Regions from separate parts of the Homo sapiens genome. Here region 1 is linked to region 2. Evidence: chromatin contacts called from ENCODE Hi-C or POLR2A ChIA-PET data. All regions are on one chromosome and are shown on one strand. The core of a region is the stretch at or near the end of the contact, and the rest is flanking DNA. Distances in the headings are between cores, read along the strand shown.

Region 1 (3,637 bases), core at 81-2,580, 140 kb before region 2:
GAAGCAGGCAAGCTCTGAGATGCTAAATCAGTAAGTAGGTGAATAAGCCAGTTGTTACAGCCTATAAAGGAGACTCACAGGAAAAGAGACCAAAGAGAGGAATAAGAGGCAAGTCCTCAGGGACCTTCAACCAGTGTAGGGGTTTATGTTCATCCTGTGACACCAGATGAGGCCCTCTGGCAGCAGTGGCATGTATTGTGAGAGGTCAGATGGAGAAAGGGAGATCCATTAGTGGTTGGTGGAACCTTCCCGGACAGGGAAGACGAGGGCCTGGAGGAGACCATGGGTTTGACAAGAGAAGAGCAGATACAGCCAACCACGTAACACATTACGGTAGCAGAAGAACAGCCAAAGATGTCTACATCCCATCTCAAACCTCTGAATGCTACCTTACATGGCAAAAGGGATTTTGCAGATGTGAGCAAGTTAAGGGTCTTGAGATGGGGAGATGATCCTGGCTTACCCCAGAGTATCCTGCTGGGCCGATATAATCACAAGAGTTTTTATAAGAGGAGCAGGAGGGTCAGCATCAGGGAAGGAGATGTGATGATGCGAGCAGAGGTCATGCAACGCGGGGCCACGAGGCAAGGAATGTGTGCCCCTGGAAGTGGATAGAGGCGAAGAACAGGTTCTCCCATAGAACCTACAGAAGGAATCCAGCTCTTCCAACACACCTTGATTTTGATCCAATTCGAGCTTCTTACAATTACGAATTGTAAGATAAATTTGTGTTGTTTCAGGCCACTAAGCTTGTGGTCATTTGTCACTGCAGCAATAGAAAACTAATATAGGCCAAGATATCATGCCACACAACCTGCTCCCTTGCCCTCATGGAGGGTGTCCCAAGGCAGCTTTGCCAAATAAGTTAGAGGACAATTAGTGCTGTGAGGCTCAAGGAAGAAGGATCCCTGAGGACCACAGTATGAGAGCCATTAGAACTTGGGCTGATGTAAACAGCATTAAGTACAAATGGGAAGGGTGCGTGACCTCTGGGGGCGCATGGGGCAGGGCTGCTCAGAGGCAGGGGGATGGGTAAATTGACCTCTGCCTGTCTGAGGAGTAAGTTCTCCAGGTAACTAGTACAAAAGCAAAAGAACCTCAGGGGAGGAAAGGTTTTCTAGGAGGACCCATCTTTGTCTTTTCTTTGTATATTTGTAGCATCTCTCTTACGTAAATTCTGCAGGAAAGAGAATTTTCTTGGCAGTATGCGCCAAATAAATAAACACAGCAGTATTTCTTAGGCCAGACGACCAGCTCCCAGCATAAAGCTGTAGCCCCCAGCGGAGAGGAAGCTGTCCTCCTCTACTTCCTCTCTTCTAAAGACAAACATCTTGTGCAAGAATAACATGCTCACTTCCTTCACAATCATCAAAATAGAGAGGACCCACCCACGCTACAATGTCAGAAGAATGGTGCAGCTTCAGACTCATCTTCCCTGGTTCTCAGGAACAATGACACCACATTATTGCTGCTATCGAGCTACAGAGAACTCAGACCATTACATCTGGTGGCATTCCTGGCCCCAGTAGTAGCACAGCAGGATTCCTGACCCCAGAATCACTATCTCAAGACCTGGGGTTCTAATTTGAGAGGCAGAAAGTTACAGCAACTCAAATTTATATGCATCTTACAAAATAGCTTCAAAATACATAAATTGACAATTGACTTCAAAAAGGCTTTCTCAATTATCCATAGGTCAGGCAGATAAAAATCAGTAAAGATAGAAATTTTAAAAACAATGATCAGCCTAGGCAACAAAGTGAGACCTCATGTCTACAAAAAAAAGAAAAAATTAGCCAGGTGTAGTGGCACACATCTGTCATCTTAGCTATTCAGGAGGCTCAGGCAGGAGGATTGCTTGAGCCCCGAAGTTCCAGGCTGCAGTGAGCTATGATTGCACTGATGCAGGGCAAGTAAGCTCCCAAATTGGGACTTAGCCCTGGAAGATTCTTGGCTTTGCTCAGGAAAGAATTCAAGAGCCAGCTGGTGGTAGAAGAAAACAGCTTTATGGAGGCAGCAGTGTGACAACTTTATGACTACTCCTGCAGAGCAGGGCTAACCCCTAGGCAATGTGTTGAGAGCACCAGCTCAGGGGCAGGTCAACAGTCATACATATACCCACTTTCAATTACTTGCAAGTTAAGGTATTGAGAGGTGACAGCGTGCTGGCAGTCCTCAGAGCCCTTGCTTGCTCTCAGCACCTCCCCTGCCTGGGCTCCCACTTTGGCGGCATTTGAGGAGCCCTTCAGCCCCCCACTGCACTGTGGGAGCCACTTTCTGGGCTGGCCAAGGCTGGAGCCCGCTCCCTCAGCTTGCAGGGAGGTGTGGAGGGAGAGGCGCGAGCAGGAAGCAGGGCTGCGTGCCGCGCTTGCGAGTCAGCTGGAGTTCCGGGTGGGCGTGGGCTTGGCGGGCCCCACACTCAGAGCAGCCGGCCAGCCCTGCTGGCCCCGGGCAATGAGGGACTTAGCACCCGGGCCAGCAGCTGTGGAGGGTGTACTGGGTCCCCCAGCAGTGCTGGCCCACCGGCGCTGCGCTCGATTTCTCGCCGGGCCTTAGCTGCCTTCCCGCGGGGCAGGGCTCGGGACCTGCAGCCTGCCATGCCTGAGCCTCCCACCCACTCCATGGGCTCCCGTGTGGCCCAAGCCTCCCCGACGAGCACCACCCCCTGCTCCACGGCGCCCAGTCCCATCGACCACCCAAGAGCTGAGGAATGAGAGCGCACAGCGCGGGACTGGCAGGCAGCTCCACCTGCAGCCCCAGGTGCGGGATCCACTAGGTGAAGCCAGCTGGGCTCCTGAGTCTGGTGGGGACGTGGAGAGTTTTTATATCTAGCTCAGGGATTGTAAACACACCAATCAGCACCCTGTGTCTAGCTCAAGATTTGTGAGTGCACCAATCGACACTCTGTATCTAGCTGCTCTGCTGGGGCCTTGGACAACCTCTGTGTGGAAACTCTGTATCTAACTAATCTGATGGGGACGTGGAGAACCTTTGTATCTAGCTCAAGGATTGTAAACGCACCAATCAGCGCCCTGTTAAAACAGGCCACTCGGCTCTACCAATCAGCAGCATGTGGGTGGGGCCAGATAAGAGAATAAAAGCAGGCTGCCGGAGCCAGCATTGGCAACCCGCTCCGGTCCCCTTCCACAGTGTGAAGGCTTCGTTCTTTTGCTCTTTGCAATAAATCTTGCTATTGCTCACTCTGGGTGCACACTGCTTTTAAGATCTGTAACTCTCACCGTGAAGATCTGCAGCTTCACTCCTGAGGCCAGCAAAACCACGAGCCCACCGGGAGGAACGAACAACTCCAGATGCACTGCCTTAAGAGTGGTAACGCCCACCGCAAAGGTCTGCAGCTTCAATCCTGAGCCAGGGAGATCATGAACCCACCAGAAGGAAGAAACTCTGAACACATCTGAAAGTCAGAAGACACAGACTCCAGATGTGCCACTTTAAGAGCTGTTAACTACGAGGGTCTGTGGCTTCATTCTTGAAGTCAGTGAGACCAAGAACCCACCAATTCCAGACGCAGTATGGGTTATTCAGAAATTTCTAGAAAAATGGTGGTAACTTTCACGTGGTTGCCATGAAAAGAGGTGGTAACTTCTGTGTGTTGCCATGGCAATGGTAAACTGAC
Region 2 (3,466 bases), core at 280-2,779:
GCTCAAGCCTGTAATCCCAGCACTTTGAGAGGCCAAGACAGGCAGATCACAAGGTCAGGAGTTCAAGACCAGCCTGGCCAACATGGTGAAACCCCATCTCTACTACAAATACAAAAAATTAGCTGGGCACGGTGGTGCGCGTCTATAATCCCAGCTACTGGAGAGGCTGAGGCAGGAGAATTGCTTGAACCTGGGAGGCGGAGGTTGCAGTGAGCCGAGATCTCACCACTGCACTCCAGCCTGGGCAACAGAGCGAGACTCCATCTCAAACAAAAAAACAAACCAGCAAAGGGAATGGCGGGCGCCAGAGACCAGGTCCTGGGGCCATATGGAGAGCTAACAAGGAGAAAAGAGTGGCAAGTGAGTCTCTTCTGGCCCTTTGGCACCTGGGAACAACCAGAGAGCTTGGTCCTCTGGTGGCAGGAGCAGAGCAAGCAAGGGCAGCAGATTTCCATAAGGAAAGCGGCTCCTCCTCCCAGGGCTGGGTTTAACACTTTGCTCTTCAGACACTGTGAAGGGCTGAACCCTTGATAGTAAGTATGTTACCAGACTCCACCAATATCTGAACACGGCCTCTAAAGTTAGGGAGTCGGGGGAACTCCTGCACTATATTTCCTAGCTGTGTGCTCTTGAGAAAGTTACCTCGCTTCTCTGAGCTTCTGTTTCCTCAGCTACCATATGCAGATAAATAATAGCACCTTATGTCCTTGTGTGGTTGTGAAATCAAATGAGATCATTGATGCCTGAGGAGCACTTGGAACAGTACCTGGCACACATAAAGATCAGCTAGTAGGCATAGATATATAAATATCCATATGTGTTTATATAAATATGCATCTATAAATATAATTATATACCTCAAATTATACACATAAAATACAGTTGATCCTTGAACAGCACATGCAAGCATTGGGGCATCAATCCTCAAGCAGTCAAACATAATTTTTTTTTTCAATGACAGCGTTCTCGCTTTTGCCCAGTCTGGTCTTGGACTCGGGTACTCAAGCAATCCCCCAACCTCAGCCTTCTGAGTAGCTGGGACTACAGGCTCCCACACCTGAGTATAACTTTTGGCTCCCCTAAAATTTAACTACCAATAGCCTACTGTTGACTTAGAAGCCTTGCAGATAACATAAACAGTAGGTAAACACGTATTTGATGTTATATGTATTATATATTGCACTCTTACAATAAAGGAAGGTAGAGAAAATATTATTAGGAAAATCATAAGAAAGAGAAAGTGTATTTACTATTCATAAATGGAAGTAGATCAGGCATAAAAGCTGAGGAAGAGGGGGAGGAGGGAGAGGAGGGTTGGTCTTGCTGTCCCAGAGACAGCAGAAAATTCTCGAATAAACGTACTCTCGCAGTTGAACGCCCTGTTGCTCAGGGTCACCTGTATCTGTAAAATGCAATCTTAGTGGAGCGCTGACTATACGCCAGGCACTATTTTAGGCACTTTGCATGCACCTTGTGAGTGGGAGGCCCAGCAGAGCTGACTTGTGAGTTCTGGGACTTTTGGAGAGTCCCTGCGTCCGTCCGTGGGCGGGATCTCCAAGGTGAGGCCGGTGGCCCAGGTTTGGCAAGTTTTCTGCAGCTTTAACACACTCGGCTTCTGAGCCAGATCCTGTCAGGACACCTTCTTCAACCTGCCAAGCGGGGACCCACCCAGGAGTTCCTATTTTTTCCTGATTTGCTCTGAGAAGAGGCCGAAACACCGGGGTACACCCAAGAACGGAGAGGGCTTTCTCCCCACGTGTTAGCCAGGGGGCACATTTCCCCCGCGGCGGCCGCCCATGGCCGGGCCTTGGCAGAGCTGTCCCTCGAATCCGGGCCGAGCCGGGGCCGGCCCCGAAACCCGCTCTGGGAGGGAAGCCACGCCCGGCCCCAGGAAAGGAGCGACGGGAGGGCCCGCGGGAACGGCCTGGCCCAGGCCCGCGCGCCCTGCCCTGTGTTCCCGGGAGGCGCGGTCTCCTGGCGGCAGGGGAGTCCCGGGAGGGCGCAGGGCGGCGCAGAGCCTGGGATCCCCGAGGGTCAGGGCGAGCCGGCGGCCAGGGCGCGGCCGGGCGGGGAAGCCAGGGGCGGAGGGGGCGCGGTAAGCCCACGGAGGGCTGACTCATCCTGGCGCCGCCCTGACTCACCCGCGGCCGCCCTGGCAGCCCCGTCCTGCCGCGCCCCCTCGCGGCCACGCGCGGAAGCGCAGCCGGGGTGCCCCGCCCCGCCCCGTCCGCGCCCTCCTCGGAGCGCCGAGCTGGCTTTGAGCTCTGGCGAGAAAGCGCCAATCGGCGGCAACCCGGGAATCCAAGGACATATGGGGTGCATTGGAGTATTTTTCCATTTTCTTGTAGATAATGAGGTCTCGCTCTGTCGCCCAGGCTGGAGCGCAGTGGCGCGATGTCGGCTCACTGCAACCTCCACGTCCCAGGCTCAAGCGATCCTCCCGCCTCTGCCTCCTGGGTAGCTGGGACCACAGGGGCGCGCCGCCACACCCGACTAATTGTTTCGTTTTTTGTAGAGGCCGGGTATTGCGGTGTTGTCCAGGCTGGTCTGGAACTTCTGGCCTCAGCCCATCCTTCGGTCTCGGCTCCCAAAGCGCTGGGATTATAGGCATGAGCCACTGCCCCCGCGCCCACTTCTGCTTCTAAAAAATGAGTTTCAGGGCCCTCTCCTGGTACCCCAAGCCAAGGCCAAGTGGGAACTGGAAGCTGGAACAGCCCAACTACCCACCCAGCCTGCAGAGGAGAGACCAGAAATAGCCCTTAGCTTCCAGGGAGATGGCGAGTGACCTGATCCTGCGCCTGGTCGGCAGGCCCTTGAGAGCAGTGGCCTCCTCTGTCTTGCTCTCCACCCGATCCTGACTTGTAAGCCCCGTTTGCCCGCATAGTCCCACAATGTACGAAATGAATGGATGGATGAGGGGCTCTGGGGTGCAAGGGAGAAGGAAGCAGGCAGAAAAGCCTTCCTCATCGGGGGGCTTCCTCCTCCACTGTCATCCGCAAGGGACTAAGGTCCTGAATGTGAGTGCCCAGCAGATCCATGCCTGGCCCCAGCACCCTGACTCACAGCCCTCTGCCTGGGACAGTTACCCATTTCTCCTTCCCGGTGGAGCTGGGTCCTGAGATGGTGGCAAATTCACTGGCGTTGAACAGAGACTGGACTAACGAGGGTGACCAGCACTTACCCGGTGCCACCTACCATTGTGCTGAGCCTTTGTGCATAGTTTTGTATTTAATACACCTACCGTGGGCGGGAGGGGGCTGCTATTGTTGTGCCCATACTAGGAGAAGGGAGTGAAGACTTAAGGAATGGCATAAGGATCATTTGCATAGCTCTTAGTTATTTGAGCAACACATTCATTTAATTCCACAGCAATGTGGGGAATGAGGGACTCTTCCCTGCTTTCCAGGTCAGCAACAGGAAAAACAAATGATTTGCTCAAGGCCACACAGCCCCAGTCCTCAAACAC

Evidence for each region. Hi-C counts contacts between places; a loop is a spot of excess contacts on that map. ChIA-PET counts read pairs that join two places held with the same protein, here RNA polymerase II (POLR2A). Pooled maps may share reads with other maps.
Region 1: a pooled map shows a loop between it and region 2 (5-fold over the local background). The contact joins two enhancer-like sites. A Hi-C loop is called at or near these places in 6 of 50 pooled maps. POLR2A ChIA-PET finds 5 or more read pairs at or near these places in 4 of 52 experiments (CD4-positive, alpha-beta T cell, Caco-2, OCI-LY7 and 1 more).

The regions. Positions count from the first base shown.
Region 1 is chr12:6,139,866-6,143,502 of GRCh38, forward strand. No RefSeq gene overlaps it. Among named protein-coding and RNA genes, the nearest start is that of VWF, 17 kb to the left of the region's middle. RefSeq lists an enhancer at 2,482-3,039. Within about 2 kb of position 1,331, at least 12 of the 41 ENCODE cell types and tissues checked have a DNase peak (open chromatin) inside an H3K27ac peak, as active enhancers do.
Region 2 is chr12:6,276,707-6,280,172 of GRCh38, forward strand. The region is part of intron 2 of LOC105369625 (a long non-coding RNA gene); the gene reads right to left. Among named protein-coding and RNA genes, the nearest start is that of PLEKHG6, 32 kb to the right of the region's middle. RefSeq lists a silencer at 1,808-2,287 and an enhancer at 3,297-3,466. Within about 2 kb of position 1,530, at least 32 of the 41 ENCODE cell types and tissues checked have a DNase peak (open chromatin) inside an H3K27ac peak, as active enhancers do.